Regions from separate parts of the Homo sapiens genome. Here all the other regions are linked to region 1. The links are chromatin loops, found by intact Hi-C in ENCODE. Cell type or tissue: PC-3. All regions are shown on one strand. Links, peaks and the distances in the headings refer to the core of each region. The heading gives the core; the rest is flanking DNA.

Region 1 (8,146 bases), core at 1,113-6,112:
ATCAACTCTACTCTATGAAGTTCCTAGCCTGCTATGCTGCAGCTCTAAGTCATATAAATTATTCTAAATATATTGCTGTTTTCCTAAAAAGAAAATCAAATCCAAAGAAATAGTTTCTGATACAGTAGTCACCACTCTTCTCTACTTTTACCTTCTCATATTTGTCCTATCATTCAAGGCCCACCTTCTTTGGGTCCTAGTTTAAAAAGCCACCCTAAAATCTTTAGGTAGATGTGACATCACCTTTCTCAAAAATTCTACAATATTCACTTTATTTATCCAAGAATCTATTCATAAAGAAATCTGACAGATGAGTTATGTGGCTTTATGTGTCTATTTTATACATAGAACGCAAGTAAGAAATAGTTAATAATGGTGCTTTTGTAAATAAAGTTTGCAGAACTTATGAAAACGTACTTTCATTTAAGCTAGTTCTTAAGGGATAATAACAACGGAACAGCATTTATTCTCTTGAAATTCAAAGTTGAAGGTTAAAAGAAAACAAAATTTCTGACCCATATTATGAAGATTCATAAGCACTTTGACAGCTTGATTTGACCTCAGGTGTAAACAACTTTGTTTTAGCTATGCCCAAATACATTTCTAAGAGTTTGGATTACACTTGGATTACACAATCATTTTTCAATACCACTTAATAACTATGATTTGTACATAATAACAATGCTGCTAGTAGTTGTCCCATTGTCCTTTCCTGGCAATATTTCTACCATGTCACAATAACTACATATTTAAAAAAAAAAAAAGAATTTTCCAACGAACATTGTAAGTTCATTTTATTCTAAATACCAATCTATAGATCTATATATAAGTGGCCTAAGGAAATTAGCCTACTATCCTCTCCCACCCTCTCAATCAGTATCTTAAACAAAGAATTCAACATATATTTTTCATGTTCACACTTTAGCAAATATTCCCATGGTATTTCCTATCACATCTACTCTCTTGAGTAAGTCTGAGGATGGAAGTGGATCATACTCTGAGGCTGTGGAACTCAAGGGCAAGGGAAGAAAAAGGATGACTTGGAGATGTAGCTTAGGGAGCAATGAGCAAGTGTTGCTCTTGACAAGTGTAGGAGGGGAAGCAAGAAAGGCTCTGAACTGCTAAATCTCAGCAAGCTGTCAGAGAGCCAAGTCTGGATTCTCCTAAAAGTATGGACAATGAAAAAGAACCAATTGAAATTACTCAAGGATTACACTTACAACTTCATTTGGTAGAACTGATTTGATCTTCACAAACATTCAGATACAATAAGACTGAGAATGGGATACTTTCACTTATCTTTAGCTACTACTTGGTTTTAGAGTAGAAACCTCACTTTCTTTTCTGGCTGTATATACTGTGACCTGATAAGAGGACAAGGAAAATCTGGGTTTTTGTCCAAAGGAATGCAATAATTCCTCAGCCTGGTTCCTGATTCCTAGAGCCTTCCAACATATTTATTGTATGTTTCCTATCTCTTAGCTGCAGACTAACAAATATGACCTGGATATTTTCTGATTCAGTTCTGGAATAGGTGTGGTTCAGAAGGAGATACTGTTTATGGAGATAGTATTACTCTCACAATCCTTTGTGCACTCTTAAATGCCTTGACTGATATCTTCCTGCCCTAGCACCTAACACTAAACTCACTTTCTCTACTATATATTATAATGCACAATTCATTTATAATGAATTGATTTATTGTAAATTTTCATTCTTATTATTTCCAAAAATAATTTTGTTTTATTAACAGGCATATTATTTGTTAATTTTTAAAAGGTGTGCCAAATAAAGCACAAAATCATTCAACAATGAATAATTCTGTGCTAGCCATTGAGAATATAAAGATGAAAAATACTACATACCCAGCCTTTAGAAACTCAGAATCTGGCACAAGATGATTCACATAAGCAGTTTCACAGACTAAATGAGTCAATTGACATATTCAATAGAATGAAACTTCATTTGGCTTGCTGATGAAGACTCCAGTGGGTCATGTTATATTTTATCTAAAGACATGTTTATGATTGCTGCAACGCTTTAAGTTACTCTAAGTTTTGGTCAACATAGTTTCCCACGCCACATTTCTCCAAGCAAGGGAAACCTGGAAATGCAGGTTTAATGACTCATTCAGGAGATGACAAGATTCCTTAAAATGTGTGGTTCCTTTAAATTTTACCCTAAGCTTGTAAAAACTCCCAAGACCAAACTATTCTTCATATTTATCAACAGGATTTTATTTTTGCTTATCTTCATTCCCCAATTCAAGTATAAATTGTATATTTCCTTATCCTGGGTTTGACAGACTCCAGCTTTGTTACTGTTTGGAAATAGTGTGTGGATTGCCTATTTATACTGATGTTTATGTCTTGGCAATAGTGGGAGATAGTAGCTGGAGACATTCATACTTATTTGTGTCAGATAGAATTTATTGATTCTTCTATATGCTTAATTAAGATAACAGTGTTAAAGAACCTACAGATTAAAAGGAGTCAGTCTTTTAAAAATATACCAAATGCCATTTTCTTAACATTATTTTACTTTTTCAACTACCTACTCTCCAACTATAAATGGCTGTAATAATGTGCCACAGGCAGGCTACTTCATTCTTGGTAAGCACACATCATATAATATGTGATACTTAATATATACAGGCACATGAATCTCTGCTTCCATCATTCTAATTGTTTAGTACCATTGTTTCATTCACTATTTTGTTTTACATTTTACAGATTAATTTCACATATCAAGCCTTATTTAAGTTTAAATGTATGTATTTGCTTTTTACTTAGAAATATTTAGTTTTTCAGGATCAAAATGTACCAATAAATGCATGCAAAGAGCACATCAATATCTTTAGCAAATTTCATTTTAAGTAATTCTTCTGTTTTGTGAATGTTAAATTTCATGACTATTATGCCAATTTTTCCAAACTTGGTCTGCACACCTTATTCTGTGCATATTTACCCTAGTAGCCTGCCCATTTCCAAATTAATGAAAGAGCTGTCACAAATTGCTAGTGCCACCTATTAGTGGAAGCATAGAACTGCAAATCATGGTAATTCCTTTATATAGTGCATTAGAAATCATGAGGGGTAAAAGTCATCCCAAGAATCACACTTGTTCTAATGTATGTTTACAACTGCTGGTCTTTTTAAAATAAACCTTCACTACAAGTGCAAAACTTATTTCAATACTGTCATGAGTTTTGGAGATTTTACCTCTATAACTTTGTAGCAATGAATTATTTATCACATATTACTTTTTCATAAAGGTTTGACAAGAGCAATGTCTTAGTTGATTAATATGTAACTCTGTAATATCATGACTTTGTAAATAGAAGTTGTTGGATAATGATCAATTCAAAATTTATATCACTATTAGTCATTTTGGAAGATTTTGTAAAAATCAGATTAAACATTATTCAAAATAATCCTGACTTTAGATTTTGAAATTCTTCAAAAGTTGTGAAGGTGTGGTATTTTGACTTTTGGAGCTATGATACAAAGGTGTGTCACTGGAGTTAAAATGAGAAAAATTGGGATAATTTAAAATACACAATTTCTTACAGGCAACTTAAAATTCATGATAACTTTAAAATGCAAGTTTCTTAAAATGCAAACCTGAAAACATGATAGAAAATTTAATGCCCTATACAATTATTTATTCACATTAAGCATAATAGCCTCCATAACAACAATTTAACATTAATTTTTATTACTAGGAACATATGCAATCATATTAATTAACTCTAATTAAACGTATTCCTGAAAGATCCATGAAATACATTAAATCTTTACTATAGAATTTAAGTATAATTGACCCCAAATTATAATACATGATTTATATAATAATTAAAATCAGAAAATAAAGGAAAATTAGATATCACAGATCAATATATCTGTTTAGTTTGCTAATATTTTAGTAAACTACGTATTTCATGTCACTGACAATAGTAGAACTCTAGAAATCAGTCACATGAAGAGAAAAAAACCCTAAAAAGTTAGAATTGGGAAAATTATCTATTCAGTATTCATATTTATTTAAGTTGTTAGTGACTGAATATCATTATTAAAGCTGGTGAGTTAGAGGCTTACATGAATTTGTTTTGCGGTCTCAGTTATTTTCTTGATTGCTAAAGTCTACACTGTATAAATTCTTTCAAAGGTCAATCTGGTTGTCAGCTTTAAGCAGAGAATCCACAAATTGGAGATTTTTACAAGCCCTCATCTGATCTGACCAGCATTGAATCACAAGATGTGTGACTAAGTGTTTTATTTTATGTTCATTTTACATTATTTGCCAGGGTATACTTGTTGAATAGATGAATAAAAAGTTCTAGTTTTCAGTGTGTTTAAATTCAAGATTTCAGCATCAAAACATGATTTATAAGGTTAATAGAATTTGAGAAGAAAAGGTCATCCAAAGTCCTGGTGACAAATATACAGTGAGTATTTGAGAAAAGTCATTGCAAATAATTGATAACTTCTTTGCTCTATGCATGTGTGTATGTATGTGTGTGAGTGTGTGGGTATGTCTTCCCCCCACAACTCCCACATATGTTTCCTAAAAACATTCCATTTTAGCTGTGAGCAGATTTTTAGGGTAAGACTAGCCCTATCTTATACTATTATGTGAATGTTCAGGACATCCATGAAAACTTTTCATGGGACACAAAAGACAACACCCACTCTATTATTTATATATATATATGTATATATATAATATATATACACACACACATATATATAATTTAAAATATCAATGTCATTTTAAACCAACAATTTACGAAGAATTGTATTGTGATTCAGAACTTGTAGATTGCTGAGGTTATTTTCACAATTATAAAATGAAGTTATTTTCTGAATTATAAAATCATAAAATGAAGTTATATTTCCTATGTATTGAAATATATGGTATATGTATACCTATGTGTACACATAAATGTATTGGTATATACACACACACACACACACACACAAATACTGCTCTGGTGAAAGTAAAGAAAATCTTAAAGGAAAGACAAGAAGTTTAATTAGAAAATCATTCATATTAATTAATTTTTGAACTAATTGTAATTTATTGAACAAAAGGTAAAGAACTTTTGCAAATTTTACCTCAGAAATTTTAACTAAATAAAATGATCTTCTCTTGTCACACATATACATATGAGAATTTTTATTTAATTGATAACCTCATTCTTATAATAATACCTTGACTCTGAAAAAAAAAAAAAACAACTTTAGAAAATAGAAAAAAGAAAGCTTTCAGAAGGCCTACCACTTTTTAAAGTGCTATTTACTAAGTCCTTCCTATGAAGTTAAGGTTAAAATCATTGATTTAACCTTTGGATTCACAGGATCACCATCACATTGAGACTTGCATGTGTCTTTGATTTCTACCAAAACTGAAGCACATAGTGTCCTGGAATAGCCCCTTACATTGGATGATGGAATATTTGTCATTTGTTTAAAACCCAAACCCTAATTATTTTCTTGTGATTCATGCAGGTTTTTCTGAAGACTTCATTGTATCACATATCCCAAATGGAAGATTATATGATTTTCCTGTATTTCATGAGAAAAGTGAAATTTGACTAGTTTTGTAGAAGAAATAAACATTTATGCATGGACCACTTTTTAAAAGAAGGATTTTACCATTTAGCTATATTACATATATTTAAAGAAGACAAAAGTATTTCTGAGTAAATGTTTCTTAAGGATAATTTCTATGTAACTGCTGAGATTTACAGAGTTCTCACATTTTCTTCCCCCATAAGGATTCTAAATCAAATTGGTTCAGAGGAAAAGCCAGCATACCCCATTTTTCTAATATTATCACTTCTCCAGATGGTCCTGAACACATCTATTCAATTCCTTTTTCCTAGAAAGTAAAGAGGTATCTTATTAGATATGTACACCCGCTACAAAGGCCACTTTCCTGTTTTTACTTCTTTTTAACATGTCAAGTCTCTTTCATCTCCTACCAGGCAAAAATGATAAGTAGAAAGTAAGCACAGTGATTGCCAGAAACTTCATCTTGGCAACCTGAGCAATGAGAGAGTTAATGGTGGATCTTTGAAAACAAGTGACCATGGGAAATTAAGGTTGGCAGGGATTTAACTCTTCATGAATCATGCTGGAATATTTTTAAGGGCAATGCAGTGGATGTTTTAACTGTGTTTGACATCTAATTAAGGAGAAACAAGAAGTAGCTTTAAAAAAATCTCTATTGTACTTTAGAAACAAAGTACTGGCAATTGGCTACCACATACTTGCTTTGGCCAAACAAACGTACATGTAGAGACAAAAAGGTAATGACAGATTAATAAAATAACAGAAAAAAATTTCCTCAGGCCATTCCTTTTATTCTTCTTCCTGTTGTTCATTTCACAGTTTATTTTACCAAATTATTAAGCTCTAGGTGTATCAATGGGATTGTTATGTAGCTGTAAAGCAGTTTTTTACTTAAAGGAAAGCAGAATAATTCTAATGGATGCCATCACTAAAACAAGGCTTATAAAGACAATATCAAATATATACACCTTGCTAATATATACTGCTTGCTTCATCAGATAGGTTTAAGGCATATGTGTACAACAAAGGATATTCAAATTAAATGTAATATTTTTAATGTACAGAAAGAACAAGTGCCTCCTCTATCATGGAGAGTAACCTATTATCATGGAAATAAAATTCTTGCAAAATAAAAAAGTTTAATTCCCTATTTTTATTTTATTTTAAAATGAATTTAGCACTTAGATATATTCAAGCCTAGCAGATTTTTAAAATATATATCATGATTTTAAACTTGTTAAACTAAAAGTATTACAAATAGCCAGTCACATCTTTGAGAACTAAAGTTGCATGTAAAACTTATAGGGAACATAAACTTGGATAAAGTGGACCATCAACTTAGACTTATTTGATGTCACCTTGTCAAGGAGTGAAAACAGAAAGCAAAACTGATAAAAACACAGACACCATAATATCATATACTATGGAAATAATTTAAAGACAGTTACTAAATTAATTAAATAACGCTACATGATTTTTTAAAACTTACATAAGTACAATTGCACTTCTGTTTGTTGATGTTTAAGTCTCTATTCCCAACTTGATACTCAGGAAAACATTACACCAAAAAGTAAATAGATATTCTAATTCAATGCATTTCATTTAACGAGCACTAAGTCCAAAGAAACACATTACTAGGTGTTTAATTTTCTAATTCAAAGTGTGAAAATTACATCTCTCTTCTGATTTGAGATCCTCATTCACACTAGGGCATTCAGAAAAAGATGTTCCCCATCATATGAGAATTAAAGAATATGTTTTGTGGCATAAGAGCAAGGTACAGTAGACAGACATCTCTACAAATACCTTCAATAATTTTTATTTTAACTTATAGGCTAAAAAATAAGCTTAATTAGAGCTTCTCACTGCTCCACCCCCAATTTTAGAAATCTGAGAATCATAAGAAATCAACACCTTAGGGAGTAAAACTACTTGAGTTAAAACAGTTTAATCTTCAACTCCATTTTAATAATACCTGAGTTATAGAAAGATTTACTGCCACTAAATGTATGTATATCATTTTGGGCTCTACTTTAGCATTACTTTACACATCATCTATCTATAAGACCTATCTAAGCAAATGTGGAACAAACATAAAAAATCCTCAATAAAAATAAGCACATACATTAAATTGTAACCAAATAAAGCACTAGTGATAAAGCTCTTTTTTCTCTCTTTAATTTATACTTTTCAAAAGAGAAGTTTACACAACTACCTATGCAAGCAGACAGTAATGTGTCTGCAGTTCTCACTGAAGTACATATAGAATTAAATAACATAATATTTCAAAGACTTTAGCTTTACACAATTAGCCAAATACAGTCTTTTGTACAATCATAAGGCACTGTGGAAAAACTAGTCTGTTCCATCCAGTTTATGTTCTCTTGGCAAACCATGATCTACTGCTTATGTTAAGCATCTGATTGTCAGATTTGAACAAACTGAATATTCATGATGACGATTAACCATTTCATGTCTAAAACTAAGAAAATGCAATTCATCATAGTAATTATAGGTAAGGCATGCACATCTACAAAGAGACCATTTTTGCATTTCTATTTTTAAGAAAA
Region 2 (8,146 bases), core at 2,007-7,006, 830 kb after region 1:
TGTTTAAGTAGCAGAGTTTTGAGAAGTTATAGTGCTCCTTGTGGATGATCATATTCTTTACGGAACACTACACAATACTGGTGCACATGATTTCACAATATGAACTAAGGCTAGTTTTGTTTGTAAAAAAATATGGCTCAATGCATGCAAGATAAAATCAGAAACATGAACACAAAAGCTAACAAACTAAAAAGGACAAGATGGCTTAAAAAATTTTCCATCTACCTATCATCTATCTACTATTTATTCATTTAGCACCAGCTCATATTTGCTAATTGACAAGCAGTATTAGATGTTAAAGATTTAAAGAAATATATGAAAAAAAATTTCAGTGAGAAAGTTCTATCAAATAGCATTTTTGTTATCAATTTTAAAAACATGGCCAAACTTATCAAATTATATACATACAATATGTTCAGTTTTTTGTTTGTATCTCAATTATACCTCAATAAAGCTGATTTTACAATAAGAAAAGAAAACAAAAGCTGGTCATTTATGTAATTTTAACAGCAGAATCCAAGTAATTCTTCTTGACCACTGTCTAACACCATTGAACGAGACTTGTTCTAATGTGCTTATGTGTGTTATAGGCACTGTATTTTTGGCCTCTGGGTTCACACTTATGTTTGACATCTGGCCTTCCCCTAGGAACCACCCAAGATTTTGTTTTGGTAGACACCAGATAGCAGGTCTTGTTCTTGTTAACTCCTTGACCACTATTATCATCACAACATAAACAGGATCCTGTGGAACTCAGCATGTTAATTAACTTGAGCCCCTCACAGAGGAAGGCTTTATTCTCTTTTAAAGCATTATTTACATGGAAACAATCCATTTTAATAAACTGTCTCAATAAAAATGTTATAATAAACAAAGCATATTTTTAAAAAAGTTTTTCTGAGAAAAAAAGTATTTCAAATGTTACAATCAGCAAATAATTGTAAACTTAATTTTACTGAGGATTTACAAAGCATGCCACAATTGAGAGTTATTGTTAAAAGTCAAAGACATTCTCCAAATCTGGAGAACTATTCTTCTAGATCTACTAACTCTTTTTGCCGGGTGAGAGGAGTTTAGCATACATGAAGACTTACTATGATGCAACCTATATATTTTTTTAATTTCCTTACAGAAAAGCAGGGACACATGATTTATACACTGGTCTATTTTTCTCAAATTCAATTGGGGAAAAATTGAAAAGTAAAATTTATAAAGTAGAAAAGCATCTGGATAGTAAAAGAGACCCCAGGCTTTCATTTAATGTGGCAATTTGTCTGACTATATGCTTAGAGAATGCAGTAATGAGAGGCAATCCCGGGAGCCCTGAATTCAGCGGTATTCTACAGAGGAAGGTGAGTCCCATTCCTAGTCGCTTATAAAACTTTTTCCACTGCTTTGGGAAAAGAAAACTAAGAAAGCTAATTTCAAAGGCTTCTTCAGGTAACCTGATGATGTATTAAAACAAGGGTGCCCTATAACAAGCGCTACTCAGTTTCAACATCTTTTCTCCTGGCACTCTGGACTGAGTCTTACCTTGAATATCTGCAACTCCTCCAGCACTACCTCTTCCATATTCCACTTTTCCTTTGAAATGCTGACAACTTTGAGGACAGTTCCAATGTCTGAAAAAATGCATAACCCATGATCCCATTGTTTCTATCTCAAAAATTAGTGGTAAGCATATCCCTAGAAACCTGCAAATCATTCCCCTCACTTCTCTTTAAATGCCTTTCAAAAAACAGATTAAATGAAACATGCATGAACTGAAGCTTAATGTTTAAGTTTTGTCCTCCCAAAATATAGCTTTTAGCTAGTAGAACACCCATTTATAGAGAGAATGTTAAAGGATGCATATTCAGAGTATATTCTTAACAAAAGTAATATATAGATATATATGTATAATTTAAATATTGTTTGAAACGTTAATAGAGCAAACGTTTTGGACCTTAACTGAAAAAGTTAAAAATATATTAAAATAACAAATTCTCTCTCTTCCTTCCATGTAATATATATTTATTAAGTAGTTATTATATCCAATTCACCATGAAAGACAGATATATATTCTTTTAATAATGTTGTCAAATGAACAAAAAAATCATTGAAGCTATCTGAGGGAAATTGTAGCTCACTCTTCAAATGTATTCTATCTTCAGAATCCTTATTAATAGATGAGAAATGGAAGGTTTGTTTAAAATTATTTAAGTTCAACTTAATACAAGGTTGATAATGCAAACCAAAAATTGACATTTAAAAGAGGTATCTTAAATACATCATCTTACATTGAAATTAAATGAAGTGTCAGGTTAGTACAGAAAGAAAATTAAAAGAACAGTTTAGAAAAAGAAAAAAAAAATCCCACTTTAATTTATATAATATAGGCATTTTTAAACTTCTGAGCACTGGGGTTGGAGTATAGTAACGTATATAATAATGATCCTGTTCGCACAAAATAGTCTGAATTATTTAATTGTTTTTAAATAACTCTGGGATCTTTAAAGAATATTAAATGTACATTTTTCCAAATGTCAAAATTAAAAACCTATCTTAGCAGTCTATAATTTTCTCAGTAAAGGTTAGATATTACCACCTAGTGGCTAAATGACATTCATTGCAGTGAACTGTTGAACACCTAGTTTTGGGTGGACAGTACAAATTAAGCGTCAAACTTGTGGGAATTAATAGCAACTAATTAATTCTACTTTTGACCCTTCAACAGCCATCTCTTTTGTCTTGGGAATATCCCTTATTTTTCTGGTTTGTGGAATTGCCATCTTCAAAATAATCAGGTTTGACAATCAATGACAAAGGTCCTCTGATTCCGTCACACACATACTTCCTAATAAACCTAACTTCTATAAGATCCATAATTTTTAAAAATAAAATTATTCTAAAATTGTTTTGAACTCTTAAATATCTATTCTAATAAAAAGTCTTGTTTGTTGAAAATTCTTAATTTTTAATTCTTTATGAAATGCTTGATCCATTAAGTTATATAATATGATATGGAATACAGTGCTTTTGTTTTAATGATACATGTTATCTTTACTGCCAGTAGAATTCCCATGACATTATTAGCTAATACTTTTACTTTTTTTGAGATTAAGTTTTTCTTTTTATAAAAACATTTTAATCATTTTATAGTTACTGAGTTGACAGACAAAGAAAAAATACAATGGGCTTAAAATCTGAGTCTAGGAAATACATTTTAATGCACAAAATTCAAGAAGAAAGATAATCTCCAAGAAGTTTCTATTTAAAGGTCTTTACAAAGTAATGTTTAATGTTTCTGAAAATCTATCTTAAGTCAACTAAGTCAGTGATTCTCAAAATCAGGTGAAGGAATCTTTTGGGAATATACTTGCAAAGAGAGGGAAAGGCAAAGTTTGAAAATAAACATTACTTTGCCCTACTTGTTTAATTGTAGTTCAAAATCATTCAACAAATATGTATTGAGCATGTAATGTAGAGTAGACACATTGCTGTCAAATACATTTTGAAATCTCAGATTTGAAGTTGGGAGATATTTATGATTATCAATTAAAAGCTACATAATTTTAAGAAATGCTGACAAGGTTTTATCTAATAATTACTCATTTTTATTTTGACCAATAAATATTTTTGAAGTTGTTCTTCTCTTTGTCTAATAATGAAAAATTCCTTTTGAAAAAATCCTAATCTAGTTTTAGCTTACCTGTTCCAAGAAACATTACATCGTACTGGCCATCTTCTGCAATGACATGATCCACCACTATCTGTGTCAGTCTGTAATCCACATTGATTCTCTTGAACGTTGGTCCTCCTGCAACTGGGTATACGGACTTATACATCACAGAGTGCCGCTTTATGAAACTGATGACATCATCTGGAAAATCTCGGGTGGACTTAATCAGTGGGTCATAGGTTTTGCTTGGACACTGAAAATAAATGTGGAGGAAAGTAAAGACATTGTTTATGCACCTGAGAAGTTCACACTTATTTCCAATAAAATTTGTATAGCTTATCATCAATAATATTAAATGAATGGACAACAGAGTCAATATGGAATCATGTGTACTTGTAAATAAATGCAGCGTGCCTCTAATAAATTTAAACCCAGTTTTCTCCTTCAAAAATTTTCTAAATTACCTCTGCATTTTATAATGTTTCCATAGTGAATTCTTTTCTTATGAAGATTATTTCTTCTGAAGATTGTTTCTAATGAAGATATTTGAAATCTAACTTGAAATAACTGTTAAGAAACTGATCTATAAACATGAGAACACGTGGAAAGCCATTATTTTCAATTTCCTTTGAGTAATTTATAATTTCAGTTCAAATGAAACCATGTTTAATTAAAAAATAAAAAAGGAACAAACAGTTCACAAAAATTAATTTCAAAGTATTTAATAGTTTGAAATTGTAATTATGTAGTTTCTTTTATGATTAGTGTGAAAATTACACTTTGAACAATTCAACAGCTCTTCTCCTAAAGAGTCTGCAAAGAAACTGTTAGGGAATTTTATACTTCTTTCTAAAATTGCCTTATGTGCCTTTCAGCATCCACTAAATCAATAGTTAGCATGACCTGCCCCCTGGTGGTAAGAGTAAAAAGTTCAAAATGGTTCAAATCAAATGAATTTTATGTGCCTTTATCCAAAAATAAAGGGGAAAAAACACCTTATAATTAGACTTTTTTTTTCCAGAAAATATCACCTCTCCCACATCCTAAATCTATTTTATGTTTAAACATATTGCAATTTAGGAAGGTACCTCGTATAGAACGATTCTTTTATCACATTTGAATTCTCAATGGACTAATGCATTCTTTTGGAGAGGAAAACTTTAGTCAATTGATGCAGTCATAGAGAATAAAATGATTGACAGTAAGGACAGATTTTTTTAATGGTGCTTTTCTTTGTTTCAGTTTTTAGAGAAGTTGGAAACAGTCTCCATGGAACTGAACCATTTAAACTTGGCACTAATTAGAATCATGACAAGGCTCCAAAAACATAATGTACTTCTCAAAATATTCAAGAGGGTCATTCTTAGGGAGCTGAAGATACTAGAACTAGTCCCAATATTTGACTTTGACCCCAAATTTTATACCAATAAAATCATAATGGCTTATTATGAATTAGAAGAAATATCAAAGAGGTTGTACTAAAAGTCTGTTAATGTTTTTCTATAAATAATTTAAGAATATCTTTATCTTTAACAAAAATTTTCAATGTCTGGTATTAAGAAACTGATACTTTCTGGATATTTAGTTATTTGTCCCAGGTCTGTACCAGAGAGATTAGAAACGTCCTAGAATATTATCCACTTTGCATTTACTTAACATATTCTTAACTGGATGTTGGTCTAAAGATCTAAGTCTGCACGTTCAGTCATTATTTCCAGCACTTAACCTTCAGCCAAGCGGAATCCGTCAACTCAATAATGGAAGAACCTTGCATTAAATAGATTAAGCAGGGACTCAAAATGGATATGGAGCTCAAATGATACAAAGCTCTTGTCCAATTATAGGCTGCATGTTTGAGGCTCAGTCAAAGACAATTCATAGTAGGCTTATAATGCCTATGGTTCAATCTGGTTGGTGTATCATTAAAATCAAACCCAGAGCAAGATTTTGCCTGCACACAGTTTTTAAAAAGCCCTCCAACTTAAGAAAAAATCACTTTTGACTTTGCAGCTGTAGTTGTGCAGTAGCCAAAGTTTTCAAAGAAATAATATCATGACATTCAAGCCGTAGTTTTTGATATCAAATTGTTAAATAATTAGAAATTTTAATGCAAGAAAGTATAGCTGAATGAAAATATGAACACTTAGAAAAAATAAATATGAATTTTCCTCATTGCTCCGACAAAAATGGTTTAAGTGTAATAAAATCTAAGGCGGAAAAAAAGGAAGGAAAACCTGGTTTCTATTGACTATAAAATGATCTTTGAAAATATATATTTTTTCTTATGGCAGCTTTTCCTCATGGCATGTTGCCAGTGTTTGGACAAGATCTTTATCCTCTCAATTGCTATGCATGATATCTCAGGTCTGCGTCTCCACTATGCTTGCACAAATGAAAATGATTTGGTAGAGTTACTCTCTGAGGTTTAGGATAGTACAGTTTGAATCAAATATTGTTATTTCAGTACATTCAAACCAGTGGAATTTTTGCGTTGATATCATATAGCTGTGCTGCACACAGATCTAAAAATAATGAGATGCCAAGCAATGTATGTAGGTAAGAGTAAAGTAGGAAAGAAAAATTTCGTAAAAGAAAAGAGAAAGTGTAGGGAAATGATACATCTAAAGCGGATGGTCATTCATATTCAGTTATTTTCCTTTAACAAATTCTAGAAAATTCTCCTATGGCAGCTATACATCTCAGGTATTAGAAATCTAGTGGGTTTTTCTCCGTATGTATGTACTTTTAATTTCTAGGTATTAACACAGCCCACCTGAACATACCATACGGGGACATTTATTTCTGCCTCCAGTTTTCTTAATTTGCCAGATTAGCTCCTAGGAGAGTAGGAAATAAATCAGGAAACTTATCTGTGTCTCTACCCGCTGTTGTAAAATACTCAAAGACAGTATTCTTCTCTTGTGCTGGAAATATTAATACCAGCACAAAAGAAGAAGAGAAAATAGAACCTGCCTAGACACACCCTGAGATGAAAGTGGAAACCCAACAGCAACCAGCCCTGGTTCAGGGCCTATCTCCCATGGCTGGCTGCCATAGCTGGCTAGGTGTGATCATGTTATGCTTGGCAAGTCTGCGTGTTTGTCTAGGGCCTTTAGTAGTGGAATGGGAAGCAATGGATAAGAGGAGAAAAATGGTTTTTATCCAAAGAGAGAACTTTTCCCCTTGGCAAAGCCCCAGACAGCTGTCAAAGGTTTTTTCTCCCCGCAGCTTCAGGCTATTCTCTACAGGTTGCAGTTTCCTTTGAAACAAGTCAGAGGAATGACTAATGTGAGGGAAGACATGGCAAAAGAAAGACTGAACTAGGCTTTCATTTTCAGAAGCCTGAGTTTTATTTATAGAGTAAAAATGCAAATGTAACAGTTGCCGTCTTATACCCCTGCTTATTCATCGAAGAGTCAACCTACAACAGATAAAGGCAAGGAAAGACCCTGTATTAAATATCAGAGACAAAGAGGCCGGGGCAAACATACAGAGGTAATTTCTCTCCTTCCCTCTCCCTCTCCTTTTCTTTAAGGTTCCCTTTCTCTTAAAGGAATTTCTATGCCAGAAAAAGCAAAACACTATTGAACATAGTAAATAGCCTGGGATTTGAAGAACTTCATTTTAAAAGCAAATTGTTTGCCCTCTGGAAAATAAAGCTGAAAGCCAGTTGGGAAGGTTAATTCCTTTTGGAAGCCCCTTGACTATCTCCATTTTAGGGAAACATGGCCTACACACAGTTAAAGGGAAATGATAGTGATATTTTGTGATACGTGTCCTTTAGTGTAATCTGTTTTAGGAATCTGGACTCAGGATATCCAGAGTCTAGTCCTGCCTCTGCTTCTCCCTTCTAGAACCAACACCAGGAATGAATGAACAGAACTAGAGATATCCTCAGTAATTTAGAGAGATGATAAAGTAATTGTTATCCAATAAGTGGAAGGTGATGGAGTGAGCAAATATTAAAGAGAAAATAAAACTGTGAATTCAATATGATAGAGAGACATGAGTGAGCCACTGATGCCTATAATGAGATATCCCCAAAAGTTTTCCACAGATTTTGAATTAATTAGGAAAGACTTGCTTAAATGAAACAAACAATAGCAATAAGATGTTAGCTACATTCCTCAGGTACACAAATGGGAAGATAGTGTGAGACATTATGAGAGAATTCCTGCATCATACTCTGTAGTTTTCAGTCTCCTTTGGTAAGACTATCATAGTCTAACACTAGACAAATTAATAGAAAGTTCTGGATATTATTTTTGAATTACATTTTTTTCTTTGGTCAGTTACACCTATGTTTGAAAGTCAACTATAAAACATGTCTTTTAAAACTCTTACTTAATGGGATCAGCATAGTTTACAATTAAAATCTAATGTATGAGGTTAAGAAATACATATATTCTGAGAACCATCAGCTCCTTAGGAAAAGAGTGTATTTAGAATCATGCTAAAGCTCAAGTAAAATAGTTTAGGTGGGGC
Region 3 (8,146 bases), core at 2,007-7,006, 270 kb after region 1:
TGTCTGAATTGTGGGAGGGTTCTGTCTCATTGTACTAGACCTAAAAAATTTACAACATCCTAACAGGTGTAAAATATCTCATTATGCTTTTGATTTGCATTTCCCTAATTCGTGATGTTGAACATCTTTTCATAAACTGGACTATTTATTTGTCCTCTTTGTAGGAATATCTATTGAATTCCTCTGTCAGTTTCTTAAATTAGATTATTTGTTTACTGCTACTGAGTTGTTAGAGTTCCTTCTATGTTTTCATATTAACCCCTTAGCAAATATATAGTCTGCCAAGTATTTTCTCCTTTTCTTTAGGTTGCCTTTTCACTCTGTTAATTGTTTGCTTTGCTTTGTAGAAGCTTTTTAATTTGATGTAATTCCAAGTTTGTGTTTGCTTTTGTTGCCTGTGCTTTCAGTGTCATAGCCAAGAAATCACTGCCCATACCCATGTCATAAAACTTTCCCTTATGTTTTCCTCTAGGAGTTTTAAAATTTCATTTTCTTAGATTTAAGTTTTTAGTCCATTCTGAGTTGAGTTTTGTGTGTGATATAAGATAGGTTCTATTTCATTATTTTTCATGTGGATATCCAGTTTTCTCAGCACCAACTCTTAAGAAAAAAAATGTGTACACATAACATTTCTTCTAACCCTATATACATACTTTTTTCCTTCCCCCTTGGGTCATATTTAAAGTCACTTCCACCAGTATTCAAGGTCATAGGGAAAAGTCTCTGTTGTCAGTTTTGAATCATTCTGGAACAAATTTTGCCCAGCTATCACAAATAACTCCTAAATTGATTAAAGATGTTTATAGCCCTAAAATATTGTTGAAAAGCAAAACTAAATGGTTAACCTGAGATTTTGATTACTCTTACCTATGATAGTGATGACTTTTATAGAGTATGACAATAGATAGAAATTTGCCTCATAGAAGCATGAATATTCAGTGGAGAAGGAACTAAGCTCTCTTGTTTATAAAGCCTCTACAAACTTTGAAATCCAGAACTACTTTACAAATTGACACGGTTTGAAAAGTTACAGCAAATTTATCACAGAAAATACGCCTTGACAAAACTTCTGTTGGAAAATCATCAGTGACTCAGTTTTATGTTGAGTTCATGTTTCATTGGACACTTCATTGCAAATAGGAACATAGTTCCCATTTTTAAAGGTATGTTATCCCTCTAAATTCCCCTCTTCTAAGTTAGTTTGATGAAGTTGGAATCCAGTATTTTTGTTTTTAACTCTGTAGTCTACATAACCTTTGTTAGTATCATTATATTTTCCACAAATAAAGGAACAATTACATGGGTTAAATTTGCAATCTTTCTTCTCCTACTCTTAATCTATAAGTGAATTTAGTAGCAAATATTTAATTGTTTGTTTTTCAAATATATTTTTTAAAATTATATTCCTCTCTTTGCTTGTTACTTATTTAAATATAGCTTTAACATCCATTTTTTTACACACCTGACAACAGCCAGAATAAAAACATTCAAAGAAGGATCACACATTTGTCCTATTACTTTTTAAGGCTTCAAAGTTCAGTGTTTGGCAAAACAGAATTATCACTTAATAAATATACTCAAAAGTTATTATTTTAAGGCAATATATTTTTTAAAAATAGCCAGTACTAAAGTAATTGAATTTAAATATGAACCTACTTAGATGTTATTTTGGATGAGTGACGTGCCATAAGGCTTCCTTTATGAACAACAGCAAGGCCATGGGCACCTTAGTGGAGAATGAATCCTATTGTTTGAGAGTTGACATGGCCAGCAAAACAGATAGGTATCATACACTTTGTGAGTATGATATGGCCATTTGAGAGAATTTTGTTATTCCCAGAAACATTCACCAAGATAATATATGGTGGCATGATCGATAATACAAATATGGTATGCTTCTTTTCCAAACCTACATGTTCCTTTTTTATCGGCTCTCAGCATGAAATTTTAATACTGTTATGTTACTATGTATAAAAAATAGTTTTAAAAGAGTTTAAAAGCCAGAATATGTAGTTAGACACTCACAGGACAACTATGTATTTTGCCACAGGCACACCTCCATAGGGTGTTGCTGATGAAAGACTGCACACGGCAACAACAATTCACCTAGCTGTTTTCCTTCTAGCAAGCCTATGATGGATGCAAAGTTCATCTGTCATTGACCAGAGGTGTCATTTTTCTTTTTGTTTTGCAACTTGTCTGAACTTGATGCACTGGGTCACTTGTTACTCTGTGTGACCATTTGTGAAAGCAAACAAGGGCCTTTTTTGGGGGGGAAGTAAATCTTTATACACTGTCAGAGTCTTTCCCCTTCTTTTTAACATTGGAAGTTTGCATGGTAACATCCTACAGATTTGTAGCAGGTCATTTTTACTAGTAATAGCTTTAAAATTTTCTAGGTTAACCTAATCCAAAACCTTCCAGTGTTTTGTCTCAACTTTATCAAACGCAAAGGAATCTGGAGGAAAAAAAATAGTCGTATCCTTATACATATCGAATACCTACTGCTAAGCAAATTCAACAGTGACAAACGTGGAAAGAGAGATGAATCTAATTTCAGGGAGTATTATGGTTCATGAGACTTTGTTTCTTTTTTTTTTTTTTTTGAGACGGAGTCTCGCTGTCGCCCAGGCTGGAGTGCAGTGGCGCAATCTCGGCTCACTGCAGGCTCCGCCCCCTGGGGTTCACGCCATTCTCCTGCCTCAGCCTCCCGAGTAGCTGGGACTACAGGCGCCCGCCACCTCGCCCGGCTAATTTTTTGTATTTTTAGTAGAGACGGGGTTTCACCGTGTTAGCCAGGATGGTCTCGATCTCCTGACCTCGTGATCCGCCCACCTCGTCCTCCCAAAGTGCTGGGATTACAGGCGTGAGCCACCGCGCCCGGCCGAGACTTTGTTTCTATTGAGTGATAGAGACAATGCATCCTGATTCACACAGTGAAATGCTACTTTCTTCTGAGTAAAGTCAAGAAATGGTGTATAATGGAGTCACCAGAGAGACACATTCCCTGTCTCTACTTAAAGTCTACATTGTCTGTATTAAATATTCTATCGTGTACATTATCTCAGTAATAAGTACTCTGTAACTTATTAAGAATAGCTGTCTGCCTTTCTTTGCAAAAAAAACTTGTGTAAAATTGTTTGCTAATTTGCAGAGGACAGCTGTTGTTCAAATATCACTTCAATAAATAAAAACTGACTTGATTAGATGATTTAATTCTAGTTACACTTTTTTTTCTAGAAAAGAAAGTAATACCTAAACTTATTGATACTACAGTGATATATTATTGCAAGATAAAGAAAACTACTGCATCAAAAAATGAAGTAGGTGGACTTATAAATTATTCTTAACAGAGCAATAAAAATGTATCCACAATACATGTGCTACTGTGCTGCAATTATTTACAGTACATGGAGATGTAATTTGTTAAAATATTCGCCTCAATTCTCTAGCTTGCATATATTCAAAGTGTTAAGGCATCTGAACTCTTTTCTTTAAAATGTAAAAATGTAAAAGAGCTGTGGAGTCTTGCTGCAATTTGGGGAATATTTTCTCTCTTTTGCCATTTTTTATTCTTATTTTGTAATGGCTTTTTTTAAATTACCTATGGAAGATGTCAAGCTGTGTAATACTAAGACTTTAATGTGTTTATTCTGTGAAACAGTAAGACATACATCAGACACAGATAAGTCATTTCTTGGCCTTGTCCAAAGAGTTACTAACATTAAGGTAACAGCTTAGTTACTTTTTCCATGCACTTTCTTTCCACCTGTGTATAGAGGAGCTGAGTAACCAGTTATTTGACACTGGCAAGTCTGAGCATTCACAGTACCAATTATTATAGTAATTTGAATGTTACTAAAACAGTAACTTTAAATATCATTTTAAAATTCATGACAACAATAGCATGAATGTGGTAAATGGTATAGTACAATTACAGTGAAAAATACAAATAATTTTCAGTGAAATATTGTATATTCATGTAATACAAATGATGTCTTGGGCTATGTACAAAATATTGATAGAAAAACACCCAAAATGAAAACAAAAACAAAAACCCTCATTCATATTGTTCAACAAAAACTATTTGACTCTGATTTTTCCTGCCATCTGGTGGCAAGATCAAAACTTAGACAATATTTAATCATATTAAATCTTTTTACAACTGTCAAAGTACATTAAAATTAATTTTATATGAACCCAGTAAGAGACTGAATAAGCCTAGTAATTTCATGTACAATCTAAATATAATAGTTATTTTAATTATATTAACAAGTAGCACCTCAAGGTTTAATGTAATCTTTAAAACTATATGACAAATACAATAAAAATGAAACGCTCTCAATGAACCTGAATGTGTAGCTAGGTCACATTGGTAGGTCAATAGTTCTCATTTTATGACATTGAATAATTATTACAAATTAAGTAGATAGTATTGTAATATATTAATTCTTTCTATCAGAAAGTGAAATCTGGTTAAAATCTGAAAGATAGTTTTTCAACAAGAAAATGACAGAAATATGAATACTCTTATTTTTCATTTTTTATGAAGTTGAGGGATGGGGAGGAATAGCTCTTTCTAAAAAAGGTTAAAAATAAAACAGGTAGTTTAAGATTAAAATAAATATAGTTTCACATAAACATTGTATAAGTTAAATACTTGCAATGCATTCTTTTCAAATATGACTTCAATGTTTATTTTACAAAGTGCATTTAAAAACTACTTTGTTTAATATTTTCCATTCCATTGAACAATAATATTTAAAAGGCTGTATGTTAAACTAATATTTCTAAATGTTCAATATATGTTTGATTAATAAAAATATTTTATAACCTCTTTACAATAGCTTAGAAGGTATGTGATAGTAACATATATTACATGTTAATTTCAGGAAGGCAAGCTGAGTTAGTGATATCAACAGTTGGCAAACTCAGTTCTTCATTTGAAGACTTTTTTTCAGAGTGATAATTTCTATGATTTCAATGTGAATAATTCTTATAGTTTGGTCTGAAGCTTATTAGAAATACAGTTGTGTACAATTAAGAGTATTCTTAAGTTTAGAACGAAGTGATAAGAATTTTCTTAAATTCATAACTGTAAACCACTTTAAAAGTTACAAATGTTTCCAAATTTCAGGAAGTAAACATCTGTTTCATTTTATATATGGGAGAGGGAAAAAATTAGAAAAAGATTTAACCAGTGTAGTAACCAAATACTCTAAATTTCATGCTAATGAATATCTCTTCTTACCTACTTGGCAATAGGCAATAGCTGAAATAGCTTGTGAGACAGCTGAATAGCTGATTCATGAAGGTCATATGGATACATATTCTGTCTACACAGCATAAACTGAAATGGAAATTTGGCAGCTACCCAATTTATGTGATCCTTGGCAATTCAGGCCTTAAAGTAGATTTAACACTTGCAAATGAGATGACTAAAAGTAAGGATGTCTGAGATGATATTCTAAATTATTTCATGCGCTTCACAACTTAAGATCTCCTATGAGAAAAAAATATTAAAAAAAGAAAATATCCTCCTTTTTTAAATCCTCTGTGCTTATAAAGAAATGCTTATAAAAATAAATTAGATATTCCAACATATAGGATGCTTCAAATCAAGTCGATTTGGGGAGTAGGTGGTGGATAAAGTCTTAATATGGTAAAATCTGTTATTCTGTGTTGAAAGCCCAAAGAATAATCTAATTCATAGTACTCTTGGAATTCTAAATCAATAAAGGAGTCATTCATCAATTTTTTAGCATTTATATATCAGACACTCTGATTAAGTAAGAGATTTTAAAAGCACCATCTTTTAACCATTTAACTTTGAATGGGCCAGATATCAAATGATAATCATTCTACCATGTAAAACTAGATGTCTGACATTAATCAAATAGAAAGATTTACATTTCGTAAATATTTATTGTTTAATAATCATTAATATATTGATTTAGGTAACTGCATACCTGGATTTAGGTAACTATAACATACAGTAAAGTCTTTAGAAAATAATTTCATTGGTAAATTGTTCAATTGAAAAAGTTGTCATTTTTAAAAATAAAGAACCATGTTATATTTGGCTTTATTTACGTTTAATATCTAAAATGCTACTTCAGTGCTTTGTAGGGGTACACAAACAAACACAAGGCAAATATATATCCATTTGTAGAATATGTTAAAAAGACCCTTTTAACCTTTGAGCAATTTTGTAAGTTAAATTTTCTTATATCCACTATGATGATAAATAAAATAACTGAGGCTAATGGACCCTAAGTTACTTGCTAATGTCAGCTAATAAGCGATAAAGCCAGGATACTCCAATTCAGGTTTTCAGATAGCAAGCATACTGCTTTGGGTAAGCAAAGCAGTATATTTATATAAGCACTGCTTATATAAATATACTTGCATTTTGGTATCAAAAATAAGTAGACCCCAGTCTCAAATTTCCCAATGACATAACTGGTACCATTAAAAAAAAATCTGGTAAGATTGTTGCTAGTGTGGAATGAAGTGTTAGGATGAGTGGATGAATAGGAAAAATGGCAATTTTCTAGTTTTCCTGAGTCAGTTATTCCACAAGCACAAATATACTCTTATTCATATATACCAATACATTCTATATTTCATCACTATCCAAGTCAATTTTACAAATTTCAGTTTTGCAGCTCCTGTGCTCTCTCATGAGTAATCAAAATCTACATGCAGAGCAAACTCCTTGGAAGTTGTTAGTATTAGGTAAGGGGCTGCAGTCAATGGTGAAAGATTTGATATTTAGAAGAGGATGATTTGCCTTTTACATTTTTTTTAGCAACTGTGAAAATTCAAAAATAGTGCTTACGTTATAAAATTAAAGTAATTTAAATTTAAAGAACTTTTAATTGAATTGATGTTTTGGCCCAGTGAATCCTTTGAAAATGGAACTAGAAAATATTTTGTTCAGATGAGGCATTTCTGCCAGATTAAAAAACATAATATCAAATGTTGCTGTTTAATCAACTGTTACATTTACTGAATGTAACATGATGTAATTAACCTCTGATTATCCATTTGAAGTGTTCTGACTTGAAAATACAAATATACCTAGTTATAAATAAGGGAAAATACATTTCTAACTATTCTTAATTTCTTCTCAAATATATTGGTCAACCAATCTTTAGAGATAGATAATTATTAGACAAAACAATTCACTTTTGTTATGTAGCTATGAAAACAAGTATATACATCATACATTAACTGATGTATGGGAAATTAACAAACAGATAGATAAACAAATAAATGTATTAACTGATGTAAATGAAATGAAGAAAGCCACCTTGGTAAGTGACCAGGGTCTAAGTATACCTGACTTTTAGTCTTAGTACTTCCACTGACCCATTATGAAGTCTTAGGTAAGACTTTATGTTTACAACCTGTTTCTTCAATTGAGTTGATGTTACATTAAGCTCTGTTTGAGGATGACATAATTCAAATTTTATGAATAGTTACTCTAATCACAGAAGCATTATATGCACAAGAAGATTCTGAGTTTGTGATATGGCATGCCTCATGTTTACAGGCAATGCTTCACGTTTATATCAAGGGAGTGAGTTTCCTTCTGTAGTTTTTTTGTAAAAAGAATACATCTTATCTGTTAATTTAACATGTACACCAGCTTTTATTTGTGTCTCTCTTTAAACAAAGGAAATTCATGTTCAAAAACATCTTCATTTAACTTTAGTATTATTCAACATATTATTGCCATATTAATTCAGAGAAAAAAATTATGTCAATTTTAACTATTGTGGCTATTTAAATCATAAAAAAATAATTTGATAGGAGTTATATTTTATTTTTGAATTTTGATTTCATTTTCTAATGTACTCCAGTGGAATTATTTATTTTTCAACTTGCATACTTTGTGCACCTGAAAGTTAGATTTCTGACTTTTTGCCTTCCCTTTCTTTGAAGAAAGATCCTCTAGGCTGTCAGGTTTGTTACTAGAATCCTCCCACCTCTCTGCCTCGTCATCACCAGAAATCATTATTGCTTATTGATATATCATAGTTGATCATATTTCGGTGGTATATGTGATATTTTGATACATATATACAATGTTTAAGGATTAAATCAGGGTAATGGGATATCCATCACTTCAAATATTTAT

What was found. Hi-C counts contacts between places; a loop is a spot of excess contacts. Peaks named below come from ENCODE experiments on the same cell type or tissue, not always from the same donor. Only the 100,000 strongest peaks of a DNase experiment are listed, where the experiment ranks them.
Region 2: it touches region 1 in a loop (7-fold over the local background); 24 of 110 quality-filtered maps call a loop at or near these places.
Region 3: it touches region 1 in a loop (6-fold over the local background); 9 of 110 quality-filtered maps call a loop at or near these places.

Annotation. Positions count from the first base shown.
Region 1 is chr7:84,186,005-84,194,150 of GRCh38, forward strand. All of the region lies in intron 1 of SEMA3A (semaphorin 3A), which reads right to left. Among named protein-coding and RNA genes, the nearest start is that of SEMA3A, 4.7 kb to the right of the region's middle. In PC-3, for the core only: a CTCF peak has its summit at 3,027; DNase peaks (open chromatin) are centred at 2,087 and 4,207; H3K4me3 peaks cover 4,700 bases; H3K27ac peaks cover 5,000 bases.
Region 2 is chr7:85,018,700-85,026,845 of GRCh38, forward strand. SEMA3D (semaphorin 3D) reads right to left here. Exons shown (of 19, transcript NM_001384900.1): 13 at 3,692-3,914; 14 at 1,534-1,622. Among named protein-coding and RNA genes, the nearest start is that of SEMA3D, 160 kb to the right of the region's middle. RefSeq lists a silencer at 1-108. In PC-3, for the core only: CTCF peaks have their summits at 2,589 (motif pointing left) and 4,588 (motif pointing left); DNase peaks (open chromatin) are centred at 4,572 and 6,842; H3K4me3 peaks cover 135 bases.
Region 3 is chr7:84,450,650-84,458,795 of GRCh38, forward strand. It overlaps a transcript of SEMA3A not described here. Among named protein-coding and RNA genes, the nearest start is that of LINC03017, 78 kb to the right of the region's middle. In PC-3, for the core only: a CTCF peak has its summit at 4,063 (motif pointing left); no DNase peak of the experiment used is centred there; H3K27ac peaks cover 749 bases.